Linked DNA regions of Homo sapiens: region 2 is linked to region 1. A link is a loop called in an ENCODE intact Hi-C map of the cell type or tissue named here. Cell type or tissue: Caco-2. All regions are shown on one strand. Links, peaks and the distances in the headings refer to the core of each region. The heading gives the core; the rest is flanking DNA. Region 1 has its middle 32 kb from the start of LINC02344. Region 2 has its middle 110 kb from the start of LINC02344.

The links. A loop is a pair of places that touch in the nucleus more often than their neighbours do. Peaks named below come from ENCODE experiments on the same cell type or tissue, not always from the same donor. Only the 100,000 strongest peaks of a DNase experiment are listed, where the experiment ranks them.
Region 2: it touches region 1 in a loop (2.8-fold over the local background); 4 of 110 quality-filtered maps call a loop at or near these places.

The regions. Positions count from the first base shown.
Region 1 is chr13:33,363,151-33,371,854 of GRCh38, forward strand. It overlaps a transcript of STARD13 not described here. Among named protein-coding and RNA genes, the nearest start is that of LINC02344, 32 kb to the left of the region's middle. In Caco-2, for the core only: no CTCF peak of the experiment used is centred there; no DNase peak of the experiment used is centred there.
Region 2 is chr13:33,442,611-33,451,314 of GRCh38, forward strand. It overlaps a transcript of STARD13 not described here. Among named protein-coding and RNA genes, the nearest start is that of LINC02344, 110 kb to the left of the region's middle. In Caco-2, for the core only: no CTCF peak of the experiment used is centred there; a DNase peak (open chromatin) is centred at 4,711.

The sequences.
Region 1 (8,704 bases), core at 3,056-5,555:
CCTTTTAGCATTCCTCATCTTGTCTCATGATCTTTGTTTGCTTTTCCTTTACTTAATCAGTCCTTTTTCTTGACATCATGCCTTCAGTTAAGTTCCATGAACCAGACTTTCAAAACCTTCTCAGTACACACACACATGTACACACAGAGCTATTTTATTTCTTAGTTATTCCATGCCTATCTGGCAAAACCCCTCTATCTAGTCTTATATGCAGGCCACCACACACTGTCAATGAAGTTCCAGAACTGCACAGACTGATGACATGATGCCAATGGGGTGAGAATTATCAGCAAAATCTTTGCCATGTCTCTAGCAGGGTCTGGTTCCTGTTTTCCAGAAACAGTCACAGTGGTTAGCTTAAATCTTCATCACTGTCCTCAAGGCCCTGGTACACTTTCTTCCTCTTACCCTCAACACCAATACTTGTCAGATACTCATAGAAGAAATAGAGGAACTGGCAGTTCCTTAAATGCACCACACTCTCTGCCTCAGTGCCTTTGCACGTGTTCTTCTGCCTGGAGCACACTGACTCTTCTTTTCTAAAGTTACACCTAAGCCCCACAAAGTAACAGTTTTATTCCTACATTGGATTGAAACCCTCCTGAGGGTAGGAAGTGGATTTTTAATGTCTGCATCCCTAGTAGTGAATGCAGTGCTCAGAACATAGTAAATGCTCAATATATATTTACTGAGTGAATTAAGCATTGAAAACTGGGGCTGCAGAGTGGGCTAGAGAAGCTAGATATGCCTATGCGTTACCCTTCCAAATGTTGAAATATTTAGCATTAATCCATTAAAAAGATAGAAAATGTACATACAAACACTTAACTATTAAGTCACAGTTGATTAAATCACCATGAATGACAGGAAATTTCATAATAGCCATGCATTATGGGTGAATGTGATGAACAACGTTTTGGAATATTTGATCAAGCTGATTAATTTAAAACATTACTTAAGGTTCCCCCCCACCCCCAAATCTACAGTTTACACTTGATAAAACTAATGCTATCATAGATTAACCCCTTCCCTCAGCCAGGCACAGTGACTCAAGCCTGTAATCATAGCATTTTGGGAGGCCAAGCCAAAAGGATTGCTTGAGGCCAAGAGTTCGAGACCAACCTAAGCAACATCATGAGGCTCCTTCTCAACAAAAAATAAAATTTAAAAACATAATAAAATCTTTACTCCACTCAAACCAGAGTGGGAGTTTGGAGTGTTCTTTGTGAAAACATAAATGCACAGTCATCAGTATTTTAAAAATATAATAAAAATGAAATGGGTTACTCTTAATATTTAAGAGTTTATCATGAATTTAACGTGCAAGTTTGTTGTGTGTCTGAATGGGAAAACAATATTTTTTTAAATGTCCCATCTAGGGGAAAAATACGACTTCCTCGTGGGCAAGGTGTGTGTGGTTTTAAAGGAGAATAGAATAACGATTAAGAAAAAGAGGAGGCTGGGCGCGGTGGCTCACGCCTGTAATCCCAGCTCTTTGGGAGGCCGAGGCGGGTGGATCATGAGGTCAGGAGATCGGGACCATCCTGGCTAACACGGTGAAACCCCGTCTGTACTAAAAATACAGAAAATTAGCCAGGCGTGGTGGCGGGCGCCTGTAGTCCCAGCTACTCGGGAGGCTGAGGCAGGAGAATGGCGTGAACCCGGGAGGCGGAGCTTGCAGTGAGCCGAGATGGCGCCACTGCACTCCAGCCTGGGAGACAGAGCGAGACTCCGTCTCAAAAAAAAAGAAACAGGAGAAAAACTATAGGGTATGCATGAGAAAAGAAAGGTAGCTGTTACATGAAACCAGGAGAACAGAAAGGGGCTCAAATACAACATATAAAAGGGCTGGAGTAGGAACAGAAACTGCGGGAATTTACTCTGGAGAGAGGTGACTGCAAGAGGTAAAAAACTCTGGAGTCAAATCAGCTGGGCACCTTCCACACATGTGAGATGACCACAAAATGAAGGGACTGAGGCTCACCTGAGCCTCAAGCAGTAAAGGTCCTGGGTTCCTAGGAGATGAGGGTAAGAAAGGGATGCTGAAGGGAATGGGGGAGTCTGTGGGGAAGGGTGGGAAGAGGTGGACCAAACAAACATCCACAGCTTTGAGGCTCCTAATAGAGAAATCTAGAAAGTAACAGGAATTGGGAACAGGAGGTGCTGGAAGATTTTTCTAGAGCCTTTAATCGAGCAAAGGGAACTAGGCAAAATAAAGGTATGCTTCTCATGTGCATCAACAGTACACAGCTGGTGCCTCTGCATTCACTGCACAGTTATAAGGTTAAACTGTGTATCTGAACACCTCTGTACGCTGGACGGCGACAGTCGGGGCTGGAGAAGGGAGCCCTGCCAGGGAAGGTAAGGCGGGTAGCAAGACTTGAGATTTCCCTCCTTGACCCTTAGGTAGTAGCAGCCAAGAGTGAACACAAGATTATCTAGAAGATAAAATGCCACGATTTCATCAAAGGGCTTTGTGGATGAATAGTGGGAGAGTTAAATACTAAATACAATTCTTCAGGTTTTAATACCTTGAAGAATAAATCATGCTCACTGTAACACTCACCCATGAACTATAAATTCATTGCAGGTCAGGTGTTGGACCAGTAAAACATTTTGCTCGGATTGTCTTCTCTCTACTCAGCATGGCTTTCTTGGTACAATTATAAAACATAGTAGTTTTCACTTGAGCCATTAATTGCTGCTGCTCACAAATCCCTTTCTGTTCTTTTCCTAATTTCTTTTCAAGGCTTTTCTTTTATTTTTTGTGCCACCCTCATGTTTTTAAATATGTTTATTAAGGTATTATTAGCATACCAAAAATACATCCATTGATAGTTTTCTTTTTAAAATTTTAGGCAATTGTTTTCTTAATAATGCCAGTTAGAGACTTTTATCACTAAAAGTGATATATATATATCACTTTTGATATATGTATTAAAAATTATATAGAATTTTTTTCTAGGTATAGTATCATAGATACAGAATGGCTTATACTTGCTTAGTATGTCAATGAATGCATCACTTATATGTATATATTACTGGACTACTATTGTCAAAAATGCTTGCAAATAATACTTCTTGCCATTCTATTAAGAAAGCTTAAGAAAGACAGGATCAAGGATAGAACTCTGTCACAGACCCTGGAGGGATTTAATAAATATTTCTGAGGCTGATAGCCAGTATGTTTGTTTTTAGATAACTGAAGTTCCCTGTAAGCTGGACACTGTAAATTTTCAGAGCGAGGTTATCTCCAAAACTTTCACTTTATTATTCTAAAAAAGATTATTTAGAAATAACTTCATCTTCCTGTTTCTAACCTTAGTTCTTTTATTATTTCTAATAAGGCCATAAAAACTTAATCGGGTACCTGCTTTGGATTTTAGATTTTTTATTTTCCCTTTTAAATTTTCTGAACACCTGCCTAACCAACTAACCAAGCTTTGCTTCCTTCCCTACCATGCATTCCTGCCATGTGATTCTGGGAAGTTTCCCCCTTAGTTCACTAAGCTCTTTAAACACCTGCAGCTCAGTAACAACGATAGTATTGTCCGGCTATTTTACTTAGCAATGAGTTGATTTACCTGTCAAGATAAACTTCACTATACATATTATTGGACCTCTGGATTAATGCCTTATAAAACAGCACGTTTGTACAGTCCTACGAGTTTCATAAACATCAAACACTGATTTCATGTGATAGGCCGGATATTATATCAACATTTAGTGAAAGGAGCTTATTGCTGGGGGTTCAAAGATGAACTCTTATGAAAGCTAACCTTTTGGATTCAAGCTAAAAGTTTATTTTCTATGAGGGATTTTGAGTCATATGACAGGAGGTTACCCATGGCCTGTGAGAGAATACCACTTAAGTATCTGGTAGTCTAAGTCTGCCTTAAAAATACATTAAAATCAGTATATAGCCAAGTGATTAATGGCAGCATTAACAGCATGCACATTCACGATCTTTCTGCCGCTATGGAGATAATATATCAAAAACAAGGGAAAAGCATATTTTTTATCAGGTCAGAGATGAGCTTTATCATGGTTCAAATGACTTAATTTTTGACTACTTTTCTTTTACAAAATGTATGTTAGACATAAAAAAAGAATGTTTCCAGCTGTTTCCAGATCTTCTTTCAATTTATTTCTAATAAAGCACACATTTGGGTAAAAACTTCAAGCTGAGTTTTGAAAGCTGCAGACAGTTCTCTGCCTTAAACAGTTAATCAATGACACATACAAGCTGGCTTCAATTAAATTCAGTCTGTGATATCTGCGATTCAGTTAACTGCAGTAAGGAGAAAAAAGATTAAAACTATCACTTCCCAAAGGTGAGTAGCTCTCAAAAAAAAAGAAGGACAAAAAAATTTTTAGATAGTAAAAACAACAATAAAACATACCTCATGTATTAGAACCCCCAGCAGTAAGCTCCTTATGGTTTCATAGCCATTTGTTTAATTCTTGAGTGTCTCAGTGATAGATTTGCATTAAGCCGGTCTGTTTCTGCTTTCATCCTCATCAGAAAAGCATCCCAAAGTAAGATGGCATCAGGCTGCCTATCTAGCATGCCTTTATCTTATTATATAATGTAAATCAATTAGAGGCAATTTTGGGGAAAACTCAGTTCTCACTGAAAGTATTTTTTTCCTGCCTGTATCCAATATTGTAGTGGAGTGTGATAAGGATTTCAAATTGAACTACATTTAAGAAAGTGTGTTGTTTTAGGTGAATTTAAGGATTTAGTAATCTCTCACAATTAGTGCATATTAATTTACATCTGTCATGGCCAGATATGTGGCCATTTGGAAAAAGTGTTCCAAAGGCCCAGTAACTATAAGAACTCTCCCCAGCTTCCCGATAATGTGGTTTGGGGTTTCCTTCCTCTTTCTCTTTCTTATTACTGCTGTTTGATACTGCTTGTACCCCAGTCTCTCCCCCTTACTTCAAACACTTCTTATCTCAGGGGAGTAAACCCCATGACTCATATCTGCCTCCACTTCCTCCTTAAAGCCCCCACTAACTCTTTGCAATGTGTCCCGAGCTAGGTCACATCTAACCAGCCTCCCTCCTCGATCCTGGCCCAGTGCCTGTAACATAGAAAAGCTCTTTCAGTGAAATGGTACTCCTGAGAATCGTAGATAGATCTATGCCGGCTCTCTTTATACTCAAATGTCATAATTAACATTCACTCACTCAACAAATATTTGTTGGGTACCTTCTATGTACCAGACACTGTGTTGGGCACATAGTATAAAGGCATTATATGCATGCAGCTCTGTCACTCACTATGGGCTTTCAAAAATTAAGAAAAATAATGAGTGACTAGGATGGAACAATTTATCCCTGTTTCCTCCTTTCTGTTTTTAGCAAGAAACAGCAGCAGCAGCAGCAGCAGCACCACCACCACCACCTTTGAAAACATCAAGTTCAGGAAACATTTACTGGACATCTACTATATCCTGGGCTCTGTGCTTGGTGCTGGAGATAGCAACATAGGAACAAAAGGGCCTGCGCTGTGAAGGGTCTTAAATAAGAATGTAGACAAGGATAGCTTTGAGAATGAGAGTCTGGACAGAAACAAGGTGGTGGCTGCGGATATGAGGCAGGCCAACTAACCCTCCTCCGAGCAGCACTCGGAGGAGCCGGCCCACCATTTGGTGTGTCTCCCATGGGGTTAGGCAGGCAGGAGTTTCCGGCCTCCAGGAAACTCTTCTGGAAGGCCCTTCCTATATTCCTTGTTAGAGATTCCAGCACAACACATTTATATCCCCTACTGGCATCTCTGACCAAGACCATGGAAGCCACCAGTAGCTTGGAGCCCAGGTGAGCTGCAGACTTGGGAAGTGAGTGGGGCTACCAGATTTAGCAAATAGACACACAGGGTGCCTAGTTCAATTCGAATTTCAACTAAACAAACAAATAATTTTTCCCTATATGTCCCATAAAATGCATTGGTGTCTGTATTGTTCTGCATTTTATCCCACCACTCTACAAGTGGGGTAACATCTTTACTTCTGTTTAGCTTCATCAGGCATCCTAGACCAATTCAGAAGTAGCCTCCTCCCACCCTTGTCAGCCTCTGAAAGCATTGAGACATTTGGCAGGTGCCTCTGTTGTTTCGTTTTTCTGCTGACACAGATGAAATCTTACCTGCTCCTCGATCTCCACTGCCAAATTAAATTTGGCCTTTTGCAGTGAAAATGCATACCACTCTTGCTGAGCTTTTCTCCCTTCAAATACCTTGAAAAATCACCATCTTTATTCCATTTCAGTGCACTTGACGTTAGTTACCAAAAAAATAATGCCCACTTCAAAAAAGCTTACATTTAAGTTAAGAACGTTTTCTAATGGATCCTTATTTGTCTGTCCTGAGCAAAGTTAATGGTGTGGAAACGGATCTAGTAGTTCAAGGCAAATGGAAATCAACTTGAGAACATATTTTTCTTCTAATCAAATGTCACTTGTTTTAGGCTTGTACAAAGGATCTGAAAGCTCACTTTCTACTTGTTTAAAAATGTGTATATATGTTCATACATGCACATATAAGTGCATTACATATATTTTTTACATACAGTTTTTTTTTTGAAGGCAGTTGGAAGAAATTTCCCTTGCTTTGAGAGTTACTTATCATTAATGGAATAGAAAATCACCGGGCTTGGCTCACAGTTGCCCCTCAGTAAACATCTGTTAAGTGATTCAAGAAATATCGATCAGTTCATAAGCTTTTAATTGTTTAACTTTAATTTCTCCAGATGTTTCTAGTGTTACATTCAAAAGATAAATTATCATGATAGCTTAAAATATTAGAAATAACTGGAAGCTACATGATAAAGTACATAAGCTTATTGTTCATGGCCTTTATCCTAGATGTTTTCCAGTTGAGCTCTGCTATTTGCCAGAACAATTTATAGCTTCTCTGGTGTTTCTGCTTTCTCATCTGTAAAATGGGGACAATAATTTTCCCTGCCTCATAGGACTGTTGCAAAGATTAAATAAGATCATATTTATAAAGTACTTAGAACAGGGCCTGGCACATATAACCATCAATCACTGGGAGCTTTTTAAACTGAATCTATTGTAAACAGCTATACTAACCACCTTTGATCCTTCTAGAATCAAATAAATGATTTGATCCTCCCAGAATCAAATGAATTCCTAGAATGAGTTAATTTTGATATTTATGGGCCACTTTTGCTGAATTTCCATACATCTCTCACTCTCAGCAGGGTCTGGAGAATAGGGAACAATGGTTTTCACGGTACAATTAGCTTCAGAAGAAGAAATACACGTACAACACTGCTAATACCATTTAAAAAATATTCTAGGATTTATTTGGTGCTTGGTTATAATTTAATCAGTATCCTGGTATTTTGCAGCATTCTTATGTAAAACAAAATTGTATTTTCTGAATGTCACTCTGCTTTCCTTTGACATACTTTCTTTTCTTTTCTTTCTTTCTTTCTTTCTTTTTTTTTTTTTTTTTGAGACAGAGTCTCATTCTGTCTCCCAGGCTGGAGTATAGTGGCGCAACCTTGGCTGACTGCAACCTCCGCCTCCCAGGTTCAAGTGATTCTCCCGCCTCAGCCTCCCAAGTGGCTGGGATTACAGGTGCCCACCACCATGTCTGGCTGATTTTTTTTGTATTTTTAGTAGAGACGGGTTTCACCATGTTGGCCACGCTGGTCTTGAACTCCTGACCTCAGGTGATCCTCCCACCTCGGCCTCCCAAAGTGCTGAGATTACAGGTGTGAGCAACCGCTCCCAGCCACTTTGACATATTTTCTTTAAGTATAGAAATAATAATTTCAAAGAAATAGTTAGTTTCGTCTAAAAATCTGTCTCACAATCAAGATCAATTCACTTCATCTCTAAATAAACAGGCATGAATTATGCTCACAGAAATTTTACATGGGCTCCTCCTCAATAAAAGAAAGGATTTCGTTATCTTTCCTCCTTCAATGTCAATGCTTCTACCATCTGAGCAAAGAGATACTCTGAAATGCTATCCAAGTCTTGTCTACTCTCACCCTTACTAACATCTGAAAGTATGCTCTAGAAGAGGTCAGCACTTGTTTTTTCTTCCCATATCTGCTCTGGTTAAACATCTGTTAGACACTATGTCCTTTCTGAAAAACCACTGAGAAAGTGGACCCTCTTTGGGTCTGCGTGTGAAGTTGTCAACCACTATGAATTTTAGACTGATGCCATTAAGGATTTCATACTAGACAGCATTTTGTCACCTTACCAAAAATATTTGCTATTTTAAGCATTGTTTTTTCATGGTGAAGGTTAAGAAAAATTTCAACATATAATAAAGAAACAATCTTTTAATTTCATCTTTGCACAGGGTTTCTCTAATTAAAAAGGCAAGAATTGATTAATATGCTGCTTCTGAAAAGGACTCACTGAAGGAAGGTGATGCGCAATAGTAAAAACGACACTGCACGGAGTTCCCTCCTGCTCCCTGAGTTCTCATCCTTGCTCTGCCATTGATGAGCTAGAGAATGTTCGGTTGGTCCCTTGAACTCACCAGCTCTCATTTGCTTTCCATTTGTAAAGTGAGAAATAAAACGGAGACCCTCTGAGGTCTCTTTTCTAAAGTTATATAATTACAGGTACACGTTTTATACCTAATGCATGAACTCCTCATTTTTCAATTCAAGGTTTTTATACAATACCATATTTCTTCTATTTCAGAACT
Region 2 (8,704 bases), core at 3,477-5,976, 80 kb after region 1:
ATCTGAAATTAAAGCAACAAAAGTTAGTGTTTTGAAAAATGAAAAATATTTGAAAAATATTACTGAAGTTCAAAGATGTTAGAGATATTAAAAATGAGCCCCTCATGTATCTACCATTTTAGTAGTACATGAAACATTAGAAGCAGAGGCATAGGGGCCCTCATTTCCCAGGAAAATTGATGAGGCAAAAAATGAATACATAACACCCATTTTCCATAATATATTAATTGTAAAACATTCATAAATGTGATGGTGAACATATTCTTCTTTATGGATTATATAGCAATATTTTAACATAATAATCTTCACTTAAAATCACAGGATGCCAGGGGCCAGGGCAAGAAGGAATAGGGAGTTATTGATTAATTGGTACAGAGTTCAGTTTTACAAGATGAAGAGTTCTGGAGATGGACAGTGGGGTTGGTTGCATAACAATCTGAATGTTCTTAATACCACTGAACTGTACACTTAAAAATGGTTAGGATGGGCTGGGCGCAGTGGCTCACCCCTGTAATCCCAGCACTTTGGGAGGACGAGGCGGGCGGATCACAAGGTCAGGAGATGAGACCATCCTGGCTAACACGGTGAAGACCCGTCTCTACTAAAAATACAAAAAATTAGCCAGGCGTGGTGGCAGGTGCCTGTAGTTCCAGCTACTCGGGAGGCTGAGGCAGGAGAATGCCTTGAACCCAGGAGGTGGAGCTTGCAGTGAGCCAAGATAGTGCCACTGCACTCTAGCCTGGGCAACAAAGCGAGATTCTGTCTCAAAAAAAAAAAAAAAATTGGTTAGGATGATAAATTTTATGTTAAGTGAATTTCATAACAATTAATAAAAAGGGTCCCCCCCCCAAAAAAAAAACACTAGAAGCACACACTCTATTGCAACCCCGTATATTGAACCTCCTGCTGCTTCCTACTTCAAACCCCTCTGTTTGGAAATCCAAATAGAAACTCTTTAGAACTTAGCAATATAACACATTAAGAGGATGTCTCGGCCATGTGTGGTGGCTCACGCCTGTAATCCCAGCACTTTCGGAGGCCAAGGTGGGTGGATCACTAGGTCAGGAGTTCAAGACCAGCGTGGCCAACATGATGAAACCCCGTCTCTACTGAAAATACAAAAATTAGCTGGACGTGGTGATGTGCACCTGTAATCCCAGCTACTTGGGAGGCTGAGGCAGGAGAATCATTTGGACCCAGGAGATGGAGGCTGCAGTGAGCTGAGCCGAGATTGTGCCACTGCACTCCAGCCTGGGCAACAGAGCGAGACTCAGTCTCAAAAAAAAAAAAAAAAAAAAAAGAAGATATCTCTAAAATCCAAAATGTGACTTATGGATAGACAATTTTAGAAAACTGCTCCTATTGGGGGGATAATTATTCATACTCACCTAATAATCCTGAGATTATAGTTAGCTCTATAAACATGAAGGAAGGGTACACTTTGGAGCAGATGTGAAATGATGTCACTTATTCACTGATGTCAGTATAGTTAGATCACGTGTCTCTCGACCACCAGTGGGTTTTCTCTGGGTATTGTATTCACTAAACATTTGCCGAGTGCTTAGTCAGTATATAGATACACACATTTCTAGCACTATGCTAGGTGCTTAACCCTTTCTGTTGTGTAGGTGGCTTGGAGCAGGTAAGTGGTCTATATTGGAGATCCAAGAACTCTAGAACTGTAAGAATTATCTCATGGATAATTCATGGATAACTATTAGAATTATCTCATGGATAATTCTCATGGAAAAAACATGACTGTAGTTTTGCCATTTATCACAGACCACAGATAGCATAAACCATGTTTGGGTGGCTTCAGTTCCTTCTTAATTAGCAGTAAATTCCTTTGAGTTACATTTAAGGGTAATTTGCAGGCCAGGTGCAGTGGCTCATGCCTGTAATCCCAGTACTTTGGGAGGCCAAGGTGGGAGGATTACTTGAGGCAGTGAGTTTGAGATCAGCCTGGGAAACATGAGGAGATCCTGTCTCTACAAAAAAAATAGAAAAAATTAGCCAGTGTGATAGCTTACATCTGTAATCCCAGCCACTAGAGAGACTGAGGCAGGAGGATCACTTGAACCCCAGAAGTTGAGGCTGCAGTGAGCCAGTGTTCCCACCACTGCACTCCAGCCTGGCTGGCAGAGTGAGATCCTGTCTCCAAAAATGATTATAATGTAACAGTAAAAAATTTCAAAAAGTCATTTGCCTCATTTGCTGAGATCCCCCAGAAAGTGTTAATTTTGTAATACCTCCAAAGCCATAGTAGTTATAAATCCATGTTCATGCAGACAGTCTAAAAACATCTTAGGTATTTATTTTATGATAAGGCTGGATATAAAATGCAATTGCTTTTTGAAACAAATGTACCCAGTAATGTATCCTTTGCCCACATAGCCAAATATGACAGATTAAAATACAGAACTGCGCTAAGTAACCATAAAAACATTCAGATAATTTTTTTTGGGAGGCTATGTCCCTTAGGGCTTGTAATGATCAATCAAGTCAATGAATAAATTAACTACTATTGTACTAGTCAAACTAGAAAGCAGTTTCAACACCTGCTGCTCCTGAAAAACAAAGGGCCCATTTTTTCCTAATGCCCTCATGTTAACCTTTAAAACCAAAAGCAGTAGATAAAAATCCCAGAGTAAATAAATTCTTATGTAAACATGGAAGCTATTTTATTATCTGCCCTTTACTTTATTCAGAACTCACCTGCTGGTTTCAAACTCAATAGGTTATATTCAGTAGTAACCTTGATTTGAATATTACTGGATAATGTCTAAGTAACAATGAGTAGAAAAGGTTAATCACTAGATTACCACTAGAAAGTTAGTTTCCTTAGACAAGTATATGGGATATATTACACACTGAGTTTGGCCCGAGTAATTTATGGCTGACTTTGTTATAGGTGAATTATATCTCAAATAACCTTTTCCTAAATCACCCTTGTCTTAGTTTGTTTGCGTGTTGCTACAAAGAAATACCTGAGGCTATATATATAAATAAATATATATATATGTTTATTTGGCTCACAGTTCTGGTATCCCGAACAGCTCAAAACTGGGCAAGGGCCTCAGGCTATTTCCACTCCTGGCTGAAGGTGAAGGGGAATTTGTATATAGAGAGATCACAGGGAGAGAGAGGAAGCAGAAGAGGGGCCAGGTGCCAGGCTCTTTTTAACGACCAGCTTTCACAAGAACTAATAAAGTGAGAACTCACTCACCCCTCAACCCAAGTGAGGGTTTTAATCTATTCATGAGGGATCTGCCTCTGTGACCCAGACACCTCCCATTAGACACCCATCTCCAACATTGAAATTAAATTTCAGCATGAGTTTTGAGGAATCAAACATCCAAACTATAGCACTCCTCATGTTAGCTACCCAATAGATCATGTACAAATTATACATAAAAAGTATAGGGTTTAAAAAAAGAAAATAAAATATTTCAAAGCATTGTAATCTGTAATTGCAGAGTCATTTTGACAAGACAGTCTTAAAGAAGAGGTTAACCAAACTATCAGTTGATGAAGAAGTAAAATGAAAATATAATGTTCCTTATTTACCATACTAAATTCTCACTATTCCCTTTAAATTTGAATTCAAAATATTGCAAGCATGGCCTTGCAGGAAAGTTCCCAAAACTTTCTATTTCTGCAAAAATTCTATATAGTGATTTCTGTCTAATTATCAAAGCTATTCTTTCCCTGACTCAGGCCGAGAAAAGGCCATACTGACTCTTAGCTAGAAGGAGGGAAGAGACAGGGATGATCACAATTTCCTCACATATGACTACGTGATGAAAGCTAAAAAGAAAAAAAAAACCAAAATCACTAAAAAAGATAGATTATATAGTTTTAAATATACTTTTTATTTTTGTTTAATCTTCCCTGATTTCCTATAGATCTGAGATATGTCATGCTTATTTTCATTGCTATATAAAAATCTCAATAAACTTTATACATAAGAGTAAAATGAAAATCCACTTTTGTGGACTGAAAAATATTTCAGTTTCACCTATGATATATAAATCTCTCTGTTTCTAAATATAAATTTTGGTGTATGTATATTAGCGTTCATGTATTTGAAATAGAAGGAGTAATACAGAATTTTAGACATTTAATCTAATGCAAAAACACGAGTCTTTACTAGTTCAGTGAGTCTAAAATGATGCTATTTAATAAACCATAGCATTTTAATAAGCATTCTTGACATCTGGTGCTAATAAAAAGGACTATGTTTTACAGTTAACATTTAAGGAAAAAACATGACTGTAGTTTTGTTATTTATCATAGATCACAGATGGCATAGCCCACATTTGGGTGGCTTCATTTCCTTCTTGATTAGTTTACATAAAGAGGCTACTTGTTCTCTCTCTTTCTGTGTATATTTTATACAGGATTTGGGCCAAGTCCCAGAAATTAATACATGAACAAAGAAAGGAATTCATTAAATTTAATGTGAAGTTTCTGAAAAACAAAACTGATTATAGACTTTTTCTGGATCCAGTTTAGTTAATAGATTCATTCTAAAACAAGGATCCAAGGAATTTTGCATCTGGAAAAATATTTGAAGCAAGTTTTCTGGAAATGCAAGAAACCGCAAGGACCTAAAAACGTCCGTCTCTTGTACAACTATGTGCCCTAGGCAAATACTTACTAGTCCTTCTATCCAAAACAGGTTCTTCCACGAGCTTGTGTGCAAGCCAGCAGCTGAGCATGATGCTGCTGCAACACCTAGACAGGGATGTAGGCTTCCAGGTGCTCTCCTTGCCTCTGGCTAGCTCTTTTCCAACCATGAAACTGAAGTATGGGCTTCCCTTTTCCTACTTGCTCAGACTTTTTGTGTTCTTCCCTTTAGATCCTTTGCTGAGTGTCCTGCTCCAACTTGGACATTAGACTTGAGTTGTACTCTGACTCTCATTAACCCCAACTTACCACTTCCTTACACGTTCCTCTGGAAAATGTCATGCTTATCTGGAAGCATCAGTGCAAGAGTATAAAACATATGTCATATGACTTTTCACTAGATTTTGTTAGAAGGATTGAAAATTAATGATTACATTTACCAGATAGTAATAACAGAAATAGTATGCTCTAAGATGCTCAATAAGACACACAGAAGCTCAGACTGAAAAGACAATAGATTAATCTGTGAGAAATGGAGAGATGGGAGTGTTAATTAGCTCAAAATCCAACAAATTTTATCCTCAGAATTCTTTAATTCTGAAAATAAGAGAGAAATAAGATATATATATAAACACCATTAGAAAGCAATTAAATGCAGAATTTATTACAATACAGAATTAACTGATTGAGATAATAAGCACAATTAATTTTTAGAATACCTTAAAGTTAGTGAAAGAGGTTATGTATGCTGTTGAAAATCTGACTAGATTAGAATAAAATTGAGTTCTTCTTTAAACTAAATTATCGTTATTATTATTAAATTTTTATTGATACATAATAATTGTACATACTTATGGGATATGTGATGTTTCGATATGTGTTCATTGTGTTATGAGCAAATCAGATTATAATAGCGTATCCAGCACTTAAATATTTATCATTTCTTTTTCTGAGTACATTCAAAACCCTCTCTTCTAGCTTTTTTGAAATATGATACATTATTGTTAATTCTCCTATTCTCCCTCCTCACTACACTTCCCATCCTCTGGTAACCACTATTCTACTCTCTACTTCAATGAGAACAACTTTTTTAGATTTCATATAAGTGACATCATGCAGTATTCATCTTTATGTTCCTGACTTATTTCACTCAATATAATTTAACAGGTTCATCCATGTTGCCACAAGTGACAAAATATTCTTTTTTTATGGCTGAATAGTATTCCATTGTGTATATATACTGTATTTTTAAGCTCATTCAACCACTGAGGGGATTTAGGTTCTTTACTTACCTTGGCTGTTGTGAATTGTACTGTGCTAAACACAGGAGTGCAAATACCTCTTTGACATATTGATATCATTTCCTTTGGATATATACCCAGTAGTGGGATTGCTGGAGTACAGGGTAGTTCTATTTCTAATGTTTTTGAGGCACCGCCATACTGTTTTCCATAATGGCTGAACTAATTTACATTTCCCCTACCAATGTGTAAGGGTCCCCTTTTCTCCGCGTCTTCACCAACATTTGTTACTGTTTGTCCTTTTGATAATAGTCATTCTAACCAGAATGAAGTGATATCTATTTGCATTTCCCCGATGATTAAAAATGTTGAGCTTTTTTTCATATATTTCTTGGCCATTTGTATGTCTTAAGAAATGTAAAGTCAGGCCTTTTGCCCATTTTTTAATTGAGTTTTTGTTGTTGTTGTTGAGTTGTTTCAGTTCCCTATATATTTTGGATATTAACGCCTCATCAGATGCATAGTTTGCAAATATATTCTCTCACTCTGCATGCTGTCTCTTTGCTTTGTTAATTGTTCTATTGTCCTAAAATGCTGTGCCAAAAAAAAAAAATAGGTTGATGTAATCCCATTTGTCTATACTTGCATTTGTTGCCTATGCTTTTGAAGTTTTTATCCAAAAAAATCCTGGTGTAGGATATTTTTCATGGACATTTTCTCCTGTGTTTTCTCTTTTAGCAGTTTTGTAGTTTTGGGTCTTACATTTAAGTTTTTAATTCATCTTGAGTTGATGTTTGTCTATGGTGAGAGAAAAGGGTCTAGTTTCATTCTTCTGCATGTGTTTAACCAGTTTTCCTAACACTATTTATTGAAGAGACATTCCTTTCCCCATTTTGTATTTTTGGCAACTTTGTCAAAAATTAATTGGCTGTAGATCCATGGATTTATTTCTGGATTTTTGATTCTGTTCCATCAGTCTATGTGTCTGTTTTCATGGCAGTACCATGTTGTTTTGGTTACTAACACTTAGAAGTATATTTTGAAGTCAGGTAGTCTAATGTCACCAGGTTTATTCTTTTTGCACAATATTTCTTTGGCTATTCAGGATCTTTTGTGGTTTCATGAAAATTGTAGAATGATTTTTCTATTTTTGTGAAGAATGTCACTGGTAATTTGTTAGCAATTGCATTGAAACTGTAGATTGCTTTGAGTAGTACGGACATTTTAACAATATAAATTATTGCAATTCATGAACACAGGATAACTTTCTATTTTTTGTGTCTTCTTCAATTTTTTTGTAGTTTTAATTGTAGTTATCTTTTGCTTCGTTAGTTAAATTTATTCCTAGGTAATTTTTTGTAGCTATTGAAAATGGTATTGCCTTCTTGATTTCTTTTTCAGGTTCTTCACTATTGGCATATAGAAATACAACTGATTTTGTATGTTGATTTTGTATCTTGCAACTTTGCTTAATTTATTTATCAGTTCTAATAGTTTTTTTGTGTGAAGTACGGGGTTTTCTATATGTAAAGATCATACTATCTGCGAATAGGGACAGCTTGATTTCTACTCTTCCCATTTAGATTCCCTTTATTTCTTTCTTCTACCTGATTACTCTAGCTAGGACTTCCAGGACTATGTTCAATAAAAGTGGTGAAAGTGGGCACCTTTGTCTTGTTTCAGATCTTAGAGAGAAAGCTTTCAGCTTTTTCCCTTTCAGAATGATGTTGGCCGTGAGTTTGTTATGTATGGCCTTTATTATGTTGAGGCATGTTCCTTCTATACCTAATTTGTTGAGAGTTTTTATTATGAAGAGATGTTGAATTTTATCAAATACTTCTATTGAGATAGTATGATTTTTGTCCTTCATTCTATTAACATATCATGTTTAATGATTTTCCTGTGTTGATCCATCCTTGCATCCCTAAAATGAATTCCACTTGATTATGGTGAATGATATTTTTAATGTGCTGCTGAATTTGGCTCACTTATTTTTGTTGAGGATTTTTGTATCTGTGTTCATTAGGGATATTAACCTGAAGTTTTCTTTTTTGGTTGTGTTATTGAAATTTAGTTATGGAGCCTGAATGAGATCATAGTCTAGGCTAGAAGACAGCTCTATAACAAAAAGGTTACAATCTTATAGTCCTTTAGGATCATAACTTTTTTGTTTAGATATACAAGACATAATGGTTGCACAAGAGGCAGAAGTAGTGGACATCATGTAGAGAATCAGGGGAGGTTTACAGATAGTAATATTTAAGATGGCTGTTGAAGAATATGCTCATTGGGAAAACACAGGGAGAGGGGAATTCCAGGGAGAGGAAACAACATGTACAAAAGAGAGGAGCAGAAGAAAGCATGGCCGTTTGGGGAAATGCAGGTGAAGTTTGTTTTTTGTTTTTGTATGTTTTTTAAAAGAGACAGGGTCTTGCTCTGTCCCCCAGGCTGGAGTGCAGTGGTGCAATCATGTCTCACTGCAGTGTAGACCTCCTGTGCTCGAGGAATCCTTCCACCTCTGCCTCCTGAGTAGCTGAGACCTCAGGCACATGCCACCAGGCCTGGCTAATTTTTTATTTTTTGTAGATGGGGTCTCACTATGTTGCCTAGGCCAGTTTTGAACTCCTGGGCTCAAGCAATCCTTCCACCTCTATCTCCTAAAGTGCTGAAATTATAGGTATGAGCCCCCATGCCTGGCTGAAATGCAGGTATTTTGGAATTCCTGAAATGTCAGTTATAGAAAAGAGTGGAAAGTGATAGGGTTTAAGAGACAGACGTGGGCTAGATAATAAAATACTTTACTATGTTAATGAGTTGAGAACAATTTCTGTGGT